Regions from separate parts of the Homo sapiens genome. Here region 2 is linked to region 1. A link is a loop called in an ENCODE intact Hi-C map of the cell type or tissue named here. Cell type or tissue: MCF 10A. All regions are shown on one strand.

Region 1 (8,000 bases):
TTGTTGATTGCCTACCTGGACCTCGTGCATACTGTCACCGTTCACCTGATGAAACCTCCCCTTCTCCAACTGGGAGAGCAGAGAGGGGACAAATGGTTGCCAAGTAGGAAGCTCCCAAGCACCCAGGAGGCAGCCCTATGTGGGTCGGGGATTTTCAAGACCACTGTGGGCAAGGCCAGTACTCCCTTGAGGCTGAGAGAAGACCACACCCAGGTGCACAGCAGATTCTCAGGCTCAGCTAAGGAAGGTTGGAGATGCAGGTGTGTGTGGCTGCTCTGAAGGCAGCAGGTCCTCTGGGTTGACTGTGGCCCTGTGACTAACTAGCAGGGATATAATGACTAAGGCACGGGGCTTCCACAGGTCCCCAGCGCTTAACAAGCATGAGACACTGGAACTCACGTGCCCAAAAAGTAGGTCCCAAACTCAGCCTCCCACAGAGGAAGAAACCAAGAATTAGAACACAGTCATCATTTCTCTGGGGATCAAGTTGCTGACCACTACTAAATGGTGCAACAAAGAATGTTATAGAAAGGACACAAGAACACATTGGAAAAACGTCCTGTGGTGCCCGGTTATGTCAGCAGGAAAAATGTACATTTCCTATCATTCTAAAGATGTTCTCAAAGAACTATGGAAAAGGACAGAAAGAAAGATATCAGCTTGGGTTGTAAAATTTAAATTGGTTATGGCAATTATAAAAGTAACAAGTTAATCCCTAGCTTCTCATTCATTAATCGTTTAGAGAAGCATTTATTAAGCACCTACTGTATGCCAGATGCTGTGCTTTATATCCCCTGCCCTCTAGGCTCTCCGTTGGCACAGGAAACGGTCAGCAGCATAGCCGTGTCTGTGTGGTGGGCCATGGGGAAGCCGAGGACGGCCCCTGACACTCAGAGGAGGGACTGTGCAGAGGCATCTTTGCCAAGGAAGTGATTTGAGCAGGAACTTGAAAGTATATTTGACGTTTTCAAATCAGACCTGAGGGCAAAGAGCATTGCAGGCTAAGGGAAAGGCACACATGACGCAAGTGGCTGGGACAGGAGGAACATGGTTGATCTGGGGACCTGCAGAGGGTGGGGCCAGGGCGCAAGGGTTGTGGGGGTGGCAGTGGCTGGCGTGAGTCTGCAGGGGTCACGTGCATCAGGTTGGAAGGCCTTTCTAAACCCACTTAGGAAGTCTGGATTGAAGGCAGAGCCAAGCCTTTGAAGAGGAAGAGACATAATTAGATTTGCTCAAGAGGAAACTACTGCCTCGTGCGCAATGTGGAGGACAGATGGGAGAGGAGCACGGCTGGGGGCTGAGGCCCAGCCGGCAAGGAGAGCGTGGAGTCACTGTGAAGGAGGGGCTGCGGCTGCAGAGACGCTCAGGATCCAGGGATGGGTCTTTGAGCAGTGAAGAGGTGGGAGTGTTAGGGTTGGCCCTTGGGTTTCTGGTTCTGGTGCTGGGGAGAATGGTGGAGAAGGAGGCAGAGAAATTGTGGCTTCCTCCCCTGTGCACAGGGTGAACTAGAAAACATGCTCACAAGAAGACATGGAAACAGTGTGGCAGAAGGCAAGATTAACTCCACAGGACGGGGGTTGGGGCTAGTGTTAGGCCTGAAGGGGCACTGGGAGACGGGGGGTGGGTGGGGCAGAGTAGTCGCTCTTTTCCAGAAGGAACCAGAGCAAATGCTCAGAAAAATGAAAGAGCATGACTGGAAACCTTCTAAGTGGTGTGCTGTTGGTAGAGACTCCAAAGCGACAGCTGCAAGTGGGACGTCTACCATGAACAGCCATGAAAACTCCAGTTGGCTTGGGCTTGTAGGTAATAGGAACTGTGGGTGGATTTTGAGCAGAGGTTGGACAGCTGGCCCAGGAGAGGGAGGACCCAGGCATAAATGGTGAGTTGTAGTTGTTGTAGTCGTTGTAATCATGGAGATGCATCCCACGGACAGGTGAGCCTCCAGAAGGCCACCTCTCCACTCCCCAGAGAATGAGCTCCTTTTGGGCACCTGGTGCTGTGGAGAGATGCAGAGTGGGTATGATATGGTCCAGCCCTCGACGGAGTCATAGGCTTGTGGGGTGAAAGTATGATCTTCCAACCCCACCTGGTGATGGATGCTGCTGAATGAGTGATGTGTGTTCCCTGCAGTGACGTAGCAGAGGCAGGGATGGGTCGTGCCTTGGGAAGGGGAGGGAGACTTTTGGAAGGTTTGGACTCAGCCTGGAGGGTGGGAGTCCACTGGGCAGAGGAATCAAAGGGGCTTTATGGAGATAGGCAAGCATGTGGGTGAGGAGTGAGGGAGAGGCTGCCATGCATTTTCAGAACTGGGGTGGTTTCAGGGTGCTGTGTTGAGGGGAAGGTGCAGTGAGGCAAGTAGTGGGGCTCATATGGGAGGGGTGAGCTAAGGACAGAGTGAAGGACATTGTGTTGCTTGCTGAGTCCAGTAAGTGCCCAGTGAATACTCATTAATCCCCAATCCATCAGAAACTGTCTTGCCTGAGATGCTGTTGGATCCATTCATTTCCTGACCTTTTCCACAAGGGAAAGTCAAAATGGCCCCAGGAAGAGCCCCAAACCAGCCTTGAAAGCGAAGTCATCCCAATTACTTATGCAAAGCCAGTGGTCGTCTCCAGCAAGTGCAGGGGAGGGCTCTATAATTGAATACCAGCGCCCTGTCCTTATATCATCAGTGTAGTAAGTGCTGGGTAGATTAATACACTGTCCCAAAACAACCGAACTGTGATAATTGGACAGGACACACTTAATATGAAGCACTGAATAGAAAAGTTTCTTTTCATTTTGAGCAAAGCCATCCTAACCATCAGAAGCCTACGGAATACCTCCCTGGCATAATTAGCTGGTCCTGAAGTCTGGCTGAATGCAAACGCTCTTCCTTGTGACCAGGGCGGCCGGGGGCTCTGTGATGAGGCATGATCTTGTCAGCTTAACGAGGCCCATTAATAGTCCACTGGCGTTTCTATTTTCAAAATTGTCTTCTGTGTCTAATGGTATTGAGGAGCCACGTGAAAATCACTTGGTGCCCTCTAAATGGGATTCTAAATCTTCTCTCCTAGGAGATTACACATGCTGTGACTTGGTTGTAAAAATAAAGGAATGTAAGAAGAGTGAGGACCCCACCACACCTGAGCCCTCCCCAGCAGCACCCTCGCCAGCACCCCGCGATGGAGCAGGGAGCCCTGGCCTGTCCGAAGACTGTTCTGAGTCTCAGCAAACGCCTGCAAGATCTTTGACCTTGCAAGTAAGGCCTTCTGTGTGTCCTGGCTTGATTCCTGCCAAAGGGAGAGATTTCCTAGGGAGTCCGTGAGCACACAACCTCACTTGCACCTCTGAGGCTGGAAACCTGATTTCACTTTGTAGCAGCTGTGTGACTGGGCAGGTCCCCTAAGCTTTCTGGGCCACTCTGTCACTGTTTGAATAATGGAGATAATGACACTGACTCCTCCAGGTTAGAATGAAGATCAAATACTATCAGTAGTGACAGTGACAGCAGCAGTGATGGATGCTCCAGCATTCCACAGGTCACTTCCTAGGCATCAGTGCCTCCAATCCATGCAAGGCTCCCAGGAGGTAGGAGCATATAGGGGCTCCAGATCTCAGTGTCTTCAGATGAGGACACTGAGCCTTTGAGAGGTGAAGTTGGCCAAGGTCACATGGTCATGAATGGAGGGATAGGAAAGTTTTAGTTTGGCATCTTTTCCCAATTGTTTTATAAAATGTAGTATGCACACATTTTATAAAGTTTAAAAAAATACAGAGAAATAAAAATTAGGAAGGCAAACAACCTCAGAGGAATCCTCTGCTAACTGTATTGCACAGCTAGCCACACCTTCTTGGAAGGCACTTAATAAGGTTGCAAATCTCCCTGCAGTTGCAGTTGTGGAGATGGCTCCATTGGCTGGCTCCTGTACCCAGGGGGCCTCGGTGGGACCTGGGTGAGGCATTCATGGTGCCCCCAAAGTCTCTAAGGCCATTCTTGGTGGGGTGGACAGCCAAGGCAGCAGCTAAACCTGAGCCACCAGGCTGTTCCTAGGGGTTATCTCTTTAGGCATGGAACTCTCTTGAAGCTTCAGCACATCCAGTGACTTGTACCTTGTGGTTCTCTGTTCCTGGTGGCTGGCACCATGTGGGGAGCTGGCCAAGAAGACTTCTCCCCCAGTGTAGCTGCCAGGGACACATATGTGATACAGACTGAGCCCACACTTCTTCCGCCTGGGCACTCTGAGCTCCCAAGGAAGAGGAAGGGGGCAGAGGAAAGTTTCAGTCATGGCAGCATGCCCAGTGAGCCTTTGCTGAGCATATACATGCAGGACTCCTACTGTGTGAGTGATGCATTGTCAATGAGACATGGCCCATGACTTCCTGGAGCTCACAGCCTAGCACGGAGGTAAACATATGACTCACTGTTGCTCAAGCCCATCGGTGAAGCACCATGCTCTGGCTCAACAGGGCATTTCAACAGGGATTCCTGGGGTAGATGGAACTTGAGCCAATGGCTATGGGTGGTACTTCAGGCTGGGGACAACTTGAGCAGAGACACTCAAGGAATAGGAAGTTAAGACCATAAAAGGCAGTGCAGGAAAAGAATGGGGTTCCCGTGGATAGGGTGTTACCATGTGATCTACCAAACTACCATGAGCCTCAGTTTTTGCATCTGTCAAATGGAAAGAAATATTCCTGCCTTCCTGAACAGTTGTGGGACTCCACGAGGTGATGAATACACATCAAGCACCTAGCCCGGCATCTGGGATGGAGCAGAATGGCAGTTAGTCTTGTTCAGGAGACTTGTGTGGGTGGCTTAGTGCATGGAGGTGGGAGTGGAGACATAGGGACTTCTGACATGGTTTGTGGAGCTCACAGAACTTTCTGTATAGGCAAAGGTTTCCTCCCAGCTCTTTCTACCCAGGAGGAGGAGCTGTTTCCTTCAGCCGCAGTTGTGGTGCCTCCTGAAAGAGCACGTTTTTCACGCTGAGTGGATGATCTGTGTCTGTGCTTCTTGGGGCTTCCAAGTGCAACAGAAGCAAGTGACTCAGCACCTCCATGCCCTCCACTCCCATGTCTCTTTGGAATACAGAATGTAGGGCTTTTGGATCGTCTTTTGGGAACAAATGACTCAGCAGGGTAGAAAGATGAATGGGCAGACGTTGCCTCTGCACTCCCAGCTTTGATGCCAGTTGCCGGTCAATCCTGCTGCAGCAGGGGCCTCGGCGCTGGCCAGGCCTGACCCCCAGGACCTGTGTTGTCAACATGCCTGTTACCTTCTTTACACAAAGATGTGCAAGAAAAGCGTGACGTACTTTTGCACCGTGGCTTTTGGTCTCTGAGTGTTGTGCTTGCCATCGGCTTCTTGGCTGCATCAGACAGATGCGTTGCCTTTCTGTGTCACTGCTCTTAAAAATGACGTATTTTCTTTGCTTTGCATAGGAAGCACTGGAAGTTCGTAAGCCTCAGTTCATTTCTCGCTCACAAGAACGGCTGAAGAAGCTTGAACACATGGTCCAGCAGAGGAAAGCCCAGCGGAAGGAGGACCTGAGGCAGAAGCAGAGCCTCCTTCCCATCCGCACCAGCAAGAAGCAGTTCACGATTCCCCATCCTCTGAGTGGTAAGCTGCAGGTGGCTTGTGGAGACTGGAAAAGACCAGGGATGGGGGGTTCCTGGAGCTGGAGGCTTCACTCAGGGGTGATGGCTCCAAATGATGCCACTGACATACGCAGAACCTGTTATGGCTCCAAGTGGCTGACCCTCAGCATCATAAATCCTGTTCTTGGAGCCAGCCCATTTTGAGAGATCACATATGGGCATTGAGCTCAGCAGAAACAACTTGGGACACCAATTTACCATTACAGCTGGGACAGAAGCCACACCACTGTAGCAGCCAGGGTAGCAAGTTCAAATTCTTGGCTCCTAATAGATATTTGCAAGAGATCCCCTTTGCCCTTTATAGATTGCAAAACAGATCTCGGGGTGAGAGGTTGACTCCAGCTTGTCTATATCAACATTCCTCATCTTGAAACCCCTTTCCTGCTGTGAGCTCAGAGAATACATGGCTGGCTTCCCAGCACTGTGAGGCCAGTGTCACACTGATCCTGTGAGGGAGGGCACTTACTTACTCACTGGAGAGGGAGTTATCAAGACCCTTCTCTGGGTGCCATGCTGGGAGCAAGACTAACCTCAGTCCCTTCTTCATGGAGCTTATAAACAGACTATTAAACTAGCAAGAATAACAAAAAGAAATGAGGGTAAGGATGGGGGACATCAGAGCACATACTTAGTGCCTGCCAACCCAAATCTTAAAATCTAGAGGCCTGGAGAAACCCCAGTTTTATTCCTTTGGATAGAGGAATGAGAACTTTCTTCCTAGGAAAATGTTTTGGCCCCTAGGAGGTGAAATCATGAGTATAACTCAGAATAAAAGTCTTTTGGGGAAATAACCATGTTCAATAAAGTGCAGCTTAGCAAACATTACCAAGATCTTATTCTGGGTGCCTGGGGGACTGAGGAAAATGGTGTTGTAATAGAATTCCTGTGAATCTCCCCAGTCTATGGGCAGGCTAAGTCTCCTTCTCTCCACCAGAACTCTGCTGGTGGAGCTGTCTAAAGACCTCGGGGAAGGATGAATTTGAATGCATCCTTCCCTGTGGCTAAATATTTGACAAGACACCTGCTGCTCCCTCCTCATGACAAGTTCCAGTATACTAACGAAAGGGGATGTGCAAAGAGCTCCCCATGGGAAAATGTGTCTCTAACCAGTGCTATAAGTCCATTGGCAGATAAAGGTTCAATGGGGATATAGTTTCCAGGAAGCTTTTTCATCTCTGGCCTAATAAAGAGAAAACTGGGTTCAGGCACAGACTTCTCAAGTTGCTGTGAGGACCAAAGCCAGCACCAGGAGACCCCTGGGGCCTTCAGTGCCTCCACTGGCCCTGGGCAGTGTTGGGTGATGGTGCCCAGGCTGTGTGGGCCCCTCAGCCTCAATAGTTCTGAAGATGCTACTTGAGAGCATGGTTAGTTACCAAATTTGTGGTAGGCAATTATAGAATGATGCCACTTTAGAGCTCAAGACTCACATACACACACAAAATGGCACGGAGGGCTTCCTTTTCAGTCAGGTCCCTTCACTTTGGGAAGAAACAGAGACCCAGAGACCTTAGGGAACCTGTTCAGTGTGGTGCTGCACTGAGCTTCTCCTCTTCTGGGCCAGCACCTCCCGGCTGTGCCATTCTGCCAGCCACAAGTGGTCTGGAACACCATCATCCCAAGCGCCAGAGGCAATGTGGCCTTGGCCATCTGTACTGATTTCCTAGGGCTGCTGTGAGAAATCACCAAACACAGGGGCTTAAAAGAACAGGAACTGGCAGGGCCCAGTGGCTCACACCTGTAATCCCAGCACTTTGGGAGGCCAAGATGGGTGGATCTCTTGAGCCCAGGAGTTCAAGACCAGCCTGGGCAACATGGAGAAACCCTGTCTCTACAAAAAGTACAAAAATTGGCCAGGTGTGATGGTGCATGCCTGTAGTCTCAGCTACTTGGGAGGCTGAGGTGCAAGGATCACCTGAGCTTCGCTAGGTCATGGCTGCAGTGAGCCATGATCACACCACTTCACTCCAGTCTGGGCAACAGAGCAAGACCCTGTCTCAGAAAAAGCAAAATACAAAAGCAAAAACAAAAACAAAACAAGCCCAGAAACTTACTTTCTTGCAGTTCTAGAGGCCAGAAGTCAAAACCGAGGTTTCCACAGGGTTGGTTACTTTCTAGAGGCTCAGTGGTCAATCCCGTGTCCAGCCTCCCTCCCTGCTCCTGGCGGCTTCCTGCAATCCTTGATGTTCCTTGGTTTGTAGATGCGGCACTACAGTCTCTGCCTCTGTCTCCACATGGCCATCCTCCCTGCGTCTGTGTCTCTATGTTCAAATTTCCTTTTCTCATAAAGACAGCAGTCATTGGATTAGGGCTAACCTCACCAGTCTGACCTCATTTTAACTTGATTACCTCTGCAAAGACCC
Region 2 (8,000 bases), 63 kb after region 1:
GGAATAGCGCCACTCATTTCCCACAGTGCAGATTTAGCTAGTTGCACTCCCGGGGTGTCTTTGAACGTGCTTTTCTGCTCCTTACATATTTTTAAGTCACCTTGGCTAGATCCGTATGTAGGGTTGTATACTTTCATCACGAGGCTTCACCTCTGGCCAGTAAGTAGCCAGCAATGATCATCCCTAGATCTTTTATTTCAGCAGAGGTTACAGTATGGTAATTCCTAAATCTACCGTTCCTTCTTCACATATTACCTGGCTTAATTCAACAAAAAGAGACTTTCTCTCATCAACTATTTGAATACTCTCAGATAGAGTTGATACAGAAAAGTCAGGATAAATGTTTGAATCTTTCTTTTTATTAACCCATTTTCAAAATAATGGCTTGGTTCTCCAGCTTCCTGAGCAATCAAAGAGACATTTGGTTTGTTTGCCTGTTTTTTGACTTATCCTAATGAACTCATGAATACAAACATATTTGGCATGTTTCAATACATTAAGTTATTGTTTCTGTTCAAATTGTCCCATCTTTGACTAATGGGAACTTAGGTTAGCTCACGTGTCCTTTTGACATGACTCTAGTGATCTTTGACAGCTTCCTTTCTTTGGACATGACAAGATATTATAGCTCACCTTATATATTTCCTGCCCGAGACCCGGAATCAGTCATATTTCCAAGGAGCCCTGGTTGCATTTAAGGGGAAATGGCAGAGAGATCACAATCTAGGCACTAAAAGCACCATTATTAATGGGTTGGTCATTGTTTCCAGACCCTTTCAGTGCACAAAGCTAGAAAATAGGTTTTATTTTTCTAAAACAAAATATGTCCTGAGTTTATACGAATACTTTCAATTAGAGTTTAAGGGGTATTTTACTTGATCTCATCAACCTTAAAACCCAGAAGAATGACTCTAACCCTATAGCCAATAATAGGATTGTTAAAAACCATTGAAGTTGTTTTTTCTTTTTTATGTTCTTTTTGTTTTTAGGGCATGTCTCACTAAGGATGTACAATGAAATTAATGTTTTTAAGTCACATGAAATTGTCTCTTTCTTTGTGGACATGCCACAAATCAATAGTTATGTTTATTCCATTTTGGTTTTGATGTTTAGGAACTGATTTTTTTAATATTTCAATTTGTTTCATAATTATGTAAAAATATTTATGTGGTTTCAAAATCAAATCTACAAACCGAAGCATATTTTGAGGTATTTGACCTGTTCCTTTTTCTCTCTGTCATATCTCTTCATCCCCTTATATGAGATAATTTTTAAAAATATGTATGGTTTATCTTTTCATTTAAAATCAATGTATTAACAGTACATGTATAATGTTATACCCACACACATATATTTATATCACAACTTCCTGGATAAATGTTGTATTACATATACTTTTATTATATTACATATTATATTATATACACTTTTGCCCACTTAGCTTTTGAGACCATTTTATATTGTCAGCCATTTTTATACTGAATAGTAGTTCCATCCTTGGCATTCATTAAGAAAATATATAAGGACAGTGCATTTGGTCGCACTTTTAAATAAATTTGTTAGTCCTAATGCATAGATGTAGAATTGGAAAATGCTACTCCATGTGTCTATTCTGCCTGCAATAAATAATACTTGGTGCAAATCTTGATTTGAATTGCCTGGATAATCAGGAACCACAGGATAACTACTATTTTTCCCCCTTTTAAGTTTTGGAATAATTCTAGATTTACATAAAAGTTGCAAAGTCAGTACTGAGAGGTCCCCCGTATCCCTTCACCCAGGCTCCCCTATCGTCAACATCTAAAATAACAGAGTACATTTGTCAAAACTAAGAAACCAACATTAGTATATTGCTGTTAACTCCAGACTTTATTCAGATTTCACTGTTTTTTTCGCTAATGTTTTTTTCTGTTCCAGGAGTCAGTACAGGATACCACATCGTATTCAGTATCTTTCCATTTTTAATCGACCTAAAAATTGATCAATGCTAAGGAGAACTCCCATTCTGTGGGCAGTAAATGACAGAAACCAAGTGGTTAACTAGTGGTAGGATAATCACAGGATTTAAGTACACATTTGGGTAGAATTGACTTTTACAAGAGGCATTATGGTTTATGGAAAGAAAATGTAGATTCTAGAATTAGGCAGTCCTGTGTTTGAGTCCTAGTTTGCGACTTAGTAGTTTTAAGGTTTTGATTATTTGATATCACTGAGCCTTCATTTTTCATCTGTGAAACTGAAATATACTTCACAGGGCAATAGGGAAGTTTATAAATAACATATGTGAAGTGTTTGGCTGTAATTCGTGCTACTTCAATGATAATTGCCATTATCATAGCATCTTGTTGGGCAGCCTTATTACCCAAGCTTGGGAGCCGGATGTCGGGTCATTTGCTAACCAGAACACAACTCTCTCATTAAACAGATATGTAATTTTTATTCCTCCAGTTTACTATGGGGTTACAGCTCAGATATGCAACCTCTGATTAAAGTGACACTAAGCAGGAGGAGACGTTTAGAGGGCCATTTGCATCTAAATCTACCATGACTCATATAAAAATTGCCTGGTTTCTGTGTGTAAAATGAAGTTTTCCACCAACATGCATTGACATTACCCCGCAGGTATTTTACCAGAAAATAAGATCTAATAAATTATACGTATTATTGGTTTTGAACATATATATTTATATTTAGTTTTGAAGTACTGTTGACACTTCTTAAAGTACTTTCTGATGAGTTTAATTTTTTTTTTTTTTTTTTTTTTTTTGGTGACAGAAAACAAATGCTCCTTTCTGGAAAATTACTCCGGCCTTGATTTCTGCAAGTGTAAGTGTTCATGGGTGCCTATGTATGTGTTTTAGCCTCTTCTTCTTTTGCAGGGATACAAAAGACTTTTGTGTCACTTTCCGAAATAGAACTTGAAAGTAGGTCAGTAAGAGAGCTGTAAAATAGGTCAATTGCCATAAATCTAGGCAGAAGAAGGAAATAGCATTCAGCTCTAGAAAGATTTCATGTTTAGACCTCTGGTGCCAGTTCTGCTAAGGCTAATTTAAATGCTAGAGGACCATTTGGGGTACAAGGGTGACACCAGACACTCTACGGTACCATTGCTGCCTGCATCTTCTTTTTCCAGGGCAGAGATCACGGCTGCTGGTCATCAGGACCAAGTGGCAGATTTAAGCCTGATGTCATTAGGAAGCCCAGCATGGGGTTGAGGGCAACATTCTGCTTGGGGATGAATAAGCAGGATACTTTCTCCCCTCCCTGGGTAGGTGAATAAGCACTGGTGTTGAATAGCAAAACCACATTATTGGGTCATGCTTCTGGTATTTCAGTGCAGTGGAATTGGACATGGAATCCTATTCCGTAACCCCCCCACCCAGAGTGATGCTGCAGTTCCCGCTCTGCTGCTGGAAAAGTGCCTAAAAGGCTCAGGCTGCAGGAATGGCTTTTACCTGATTTAACAGTCTCCCCTTTAATGACAATGTTGTGTCCTCATCACTGGGGGCCACTTTTCCATGCACCAGACTGTCTATATCTTACCCCCAACAGAGACAGCATTTTCCTGATGGTGCAGGATTTTGATTTCTCAAGACTCAATTTTGTAAGAATTCTTGGCACTCTACCAGGTGGAAGGGGCTCTCTAATATATGAGATTGTAATTTTTGAAAAACCATCAAATCTGGTGTTGTGACCGAGGCTCTTCCATGTGACTTTCTGAGTTATTACCAACACACATTTCTGGTTTCAGATTATTCTGACTCAGGCTCATATTTATTTTTTCCATTGTTGGCAATATCTCCAACTAACCACAGTCCTTATGTATTGTCTGATTACCAGAACAAAACACAGTTTGAGGTTGTTTAGAGCCTTAAAAGAGTTTTATTTTGTTTCTATTAAATTTTAAAATAGTACCAGAAGTAACAGACTTAGTTAAAAATCAAAGATTTTCAAAAATAAAACATGTCCCAGTACAGATTGCTAGCTCTGTGAATATCAGTTCAAACTTGATTTGCAATGGTAATGAGCCTTAACTGGAATAATTAGGGAGGTTATTGGAAAAATAGTTTGTGAGAGAAATGAAATATTGTCCACTTATTGTCTTGAACCTCAGCAATAAATACACTTACATGGAATCCCTGTCCTTAAGCCTGGATTGGGAAACTATATAGAGAGAAAAATTCCTAAAGACCCAGATGGGAACGTGGTTGCACACACTGGTTCATTTATCCACTTAACCAGAAATTCCTGTGCCTTCTCTTTCCTAGGCACTGAGCTAGGCATGGACAATAAGAGTGAGCAAGACGGGGTTACCTCCAAGGGGATCCCTGTCTCGCAAGGCAGACAGGCTTGCCCAGCAATAATTATACCACCAAGCATTAAGCCTCATGCTATCAGCGGATACACAGAACTGTGGGAGCACAAAATGAAATGTTCACTTTGCCTGAAGAGGTAGAGAAGGCATCACAGAGGAAATGGTGCCATTCTGGACCTTGAAGGATAGATCCTCTACGGAGTGGAAGAGGAGGGCATTCAGACAGTGGGAGAAGCACATGGAAAACCATGACATGTTCAACATTTTGCAAAAGTCAAGTGGTGCCATGTGACTGGAGGATGGTGCTGTGTCAGGTGGCAGGAAAGAGAGGAGCCTGGGAGTGCTGACTGTGGTCTGTATTAGTCCGTGCTCATGCTGCTAATAAAGACATACCCAAGATTGGGTAATTTATAAAGGAAAGAGGTTTAATGGACTCACAGTTCCACATGGCTGGGGAGGCCTCACAGTCATGGTGGAAGGTATATGAGGAACAAAGGCATGTCTTACATGGCAGCAGGCAAGAGAGTGTGTGCAGGGGAACTGCCTTTTATAAAACCATCAGATCTCATGTGACTTATTCACTATCATGAGAACAGCATAGGAAAAACCCACCCCCATGATTCAATTACCTCCCACTGGGTCCCTCCCATGACATGTGGGGATTATGGGAGCTACAATTCAAGATGAGATTTGGGTGGGGACACAGCCAAACCATATCAGGACCAACCCCAAATTGCCTTGTATGTCTCATGAAGTAGATTCAATATATTTCTGAAGACAATGAGGACCCATGAAAGTTTTGTCAGATTTCCATTTTAAAAGTGCCTTTGCAGGAGCAGTGGCTAGAATAACAACAAAACAAGCCTCAGGACCCTACCCCTGTCTTTGAGGGGAGGCACCATGGTTATCTACCCTGGGGGATTGTATGGAGAGGGCAGAGCCAGGGGGATATTTCTGAGGTGGCATGCACAGGACTTGATGGGTGTGGTTCAGGGAGAGAGAAAGGAAGGGGCCAACGATGACTCGAGTTTTGGACCAGCACTGGCAGGGAGAAGATGAAATGGAAGATCTTTGGAGTCAGACAGACCCAGCCTCCAATCCCAGGTGGACCACTTTTGAGTTTTGTGTTCATGGGCAAGCCACTTCTCAAAGGCACCATTTCCTCTCAAAAGAGGAGGAGTAGTTAACTGTCTCAATGAGGGTTGATGAGATCTTGGAGGCCTTGGACAGAGTGGCTGCAGGACAGGCCCTGTTGTTATTATTTTAGGTAGGCTCAAAGCCATTCTCTGTATCATAAGACCAGGAGGTCTTTGAAGGCAGGATCTGTGTCTGTGTCCTTAACCTGTGGGGACGCTTCCTCAACTATTGGTTCTTTATTTTTCAGCTCAGCCTAGGACAAAGAAAGCTGGAACATTGTGAGTATGGCTTAGGGATATTAGGGAAAGGAATGCTGGAGTTTCTATCCAGGAAGGCGGTGGGATAATTCCTTCACTCAGGAGTGCTGGGGGACTTGCAGCAGTGGGGTGCTGCTGGCTCAGGATCTGATGGAGATGAAAATTTTAAATGCTTGGTAACTGCTAAACAATTAAAGCTGCATTAGAGTCCAGACCAGAGCTTAATGTAGGAGAAACAACAATTGATCCCAGGCCCTGGTACTTCTGAGTTGTCTCTTCTGCCTGAGCTCATCAAGGAGTTAATTCTAGGGAGAATGGAGCCCTGGACAAAAGTGCTCACCAGGATGCAGAACTGAGAGAAACTGAAGCAGCGGAGAAAATTGAGGTCTAAGAAGCAGACTGAAATAACCATGGTAAAGGAGGGGGACTGCACATACCACATGCAGGGCTTGGGAGCGGATGGGTGCAGGGTCAGCCACCCTGCTCTCAGAGCAGCTGGCCTCCCCAGACCCAGAATCGCTTCTTCATCCTCAGAGTAGAAACTAGGTCAGGCCTCCAAAAAGGAGTTAAAAGTCTCAGCTGCAGAGAGACCCCACTAGGCGCAATCAGCCAGTGCTCTGCTTCCCTTGGCTTCATGCAGACCCTTCTTGGAACTCTGTAGCCACATTTGGCCTCCACAGTTTAAGAGAAATCAAGAAACTGGAGAGGTGCCAAAGGACAGCAACAAACATGATTAGAAAGAGTGAGAATAGGACCCAGGGGGTACATTAAAGAAATTGGGGTTGATTTGCCTGAAACAGTAGAGACAAAATGGGAACTATATTCAAGTACATGAAGTGGGACCAGTGTCTAGTTATTTGCCAATTTTAAGGGCACAGAATAAGAGGCAAAGGGCCTAATTTGCCACAAGAGAGATCAGGTAAAGACGGAGTTTCAATAAGGCATGTAGGTCTTGGGATGGCTTTTCCTGCGTTATCGTAAAGTAGGTCTGGCCTCTCTCCCTAGGAAGAAACCTGCTGGAGATTGGATAGGGAGGCCAAGACTTGTCCCCAGAGCACCTTGGAGTCCTCCCCCAGCCTCCATCCACCCCAGCCCTCCTGGTTTCTGGGAGTCCATGCATCCTTGCAGGAACAGAAACCTGACACTTGAGTGGCCAGCCTGGGTGGTGGGGCCACTATGCTTCCTCTGGTGATTCTCTCTAAGAGAAAGAGCAAGCATGACCTTTCATCACATCTTCTCTTGGATGCATTCAAGATACAGCCACCAGCAGAGCCCCAGGTACTTTGGCAGGAGGTGAAAAATGTCTTACAACTTCCGGAAACGGCAGTCCAGATCAGATCACTGTGTGACTGGCTAACCGTGTAGTGGGGATACTCAGACAATCTTGTGAGTCTTCATGGCCTCAGCCAGTTTTGCTTTGGGAGCTGTGGCTTGGTATCTATCACCGCGAGCGAGCTCATTCAGCCAACCAACCTTCATGGAAGGAATCAAGTCAAGATGTACAACCAAGCACGTGTGCCTGCCCATCCCTCCTGCCCTGAAGACACGGCACAAAAGAAACATTTATCTACAGACAGGATAACTGTGCACTTTGTTTACAAATCAGGACTCTAGTGAGAGAGAAAGGGACTGCCGTTGATAAGTACAATAGGACAAGACTGGGACCCATGGCCACCCTATCTACACCCTGTTTTCAAAGCTGATAAACAAGAAGGGTGCCCTTCATATTGAAATTATCAAGACATTCCAAAAGCTAGAAAAATCCATAGAAATGGAATGTTCGCTTTATTACATGCATAACAATTATTGCTGTGTAAAAAATTATTCCCCAAAGTAATGGGTCAAAACAACAAATACTCATTATCTCAGGGGGTTTCTGTGTGTCAGGAATTTGGGAGCAGCTTAGCTGAATGGTTCTGCCCTGGGGTCTTCTCATAAGGCTGCTGTCATCTGAAAATGACGGGCTGAATGATCCACTTGCAACGTAGCTAACTCACATGGCTATTGGCAGGAAACCTCATTCCCCACCTCAGCTCTACTCCACTGGTCTGCTTGAGGCTCCTCACGACATGGCAGCTGGTTGCCTCCAGAGCGAGCAACCTGAGTCAAGGAGGAAGCTGAAATGCCTTTCATGATTTGGCCTCAGAACTTACACACTGCTCACTTAGGCTGCGTTTTGTTAGAATGAGTCACTAATTCACAATTGTAAAGATATGGAACCAATCTAAATGCCCATTAACCAATGAGTGCATAAAGAAAATGTGGTATATATGCACTATGGAATACTACTC

Evidence for each region. Hi-C counts contacts between places; a loop is a spot of excess contacts. Peaks named below come from ENCODE experiments on the same cell type or tissue, not always from the same donor. Only the 100,000 strongest peaks of a DNase experiment are listed, where the experiment ranks them.
Region 2: a loop joins it to region 1, with 5 times the contacts of the local background. A loop is called at or near these places in 6 of 110 quality-filtered maps.

The regions. Positions count from the first base shown.
Region 1 is chr10:126,456,642-126,464,641 of GRCh38, reverse strand. C10orf90 (chromosome 10 open reading frame 90) reads left to right here. Exons shown (of 10, transcript NM_001350921.2): 6 at 3,057-3,241; 7 at 5,425-5,602. It overlaps LOC728158 (a long non-coding RNA gene), which reads right to left. Exons shown (of 7, transcript NR_148989.1): 6 at 7,692-7,918; 7 at 3,685-5,627. Among named protein-coding and RNA genes, the nearest start is that of LINC00601, 39 kb to the right of the region's middle. RefSeq lists an enhancer at 3,851-5,050. In MCF 10A, no CTCF peak of the experiment used is centred here; DNase peaks (open chromatin) are centred at 4,361, 4,951 and 5,981.
Region 2 is chr10:126,393,527-126,401,526 of GRCh38, reverse strand. No RefSeq gene overlaps it. Among named protein-coding and RNA genes, the nearest start is that of ADAM12, 9.0 kb to the right of the region's middle. In MCF 10A, no CTCF peak of the experiment used is centred here; a DNase peak (open chromatin) is centred at 3,306.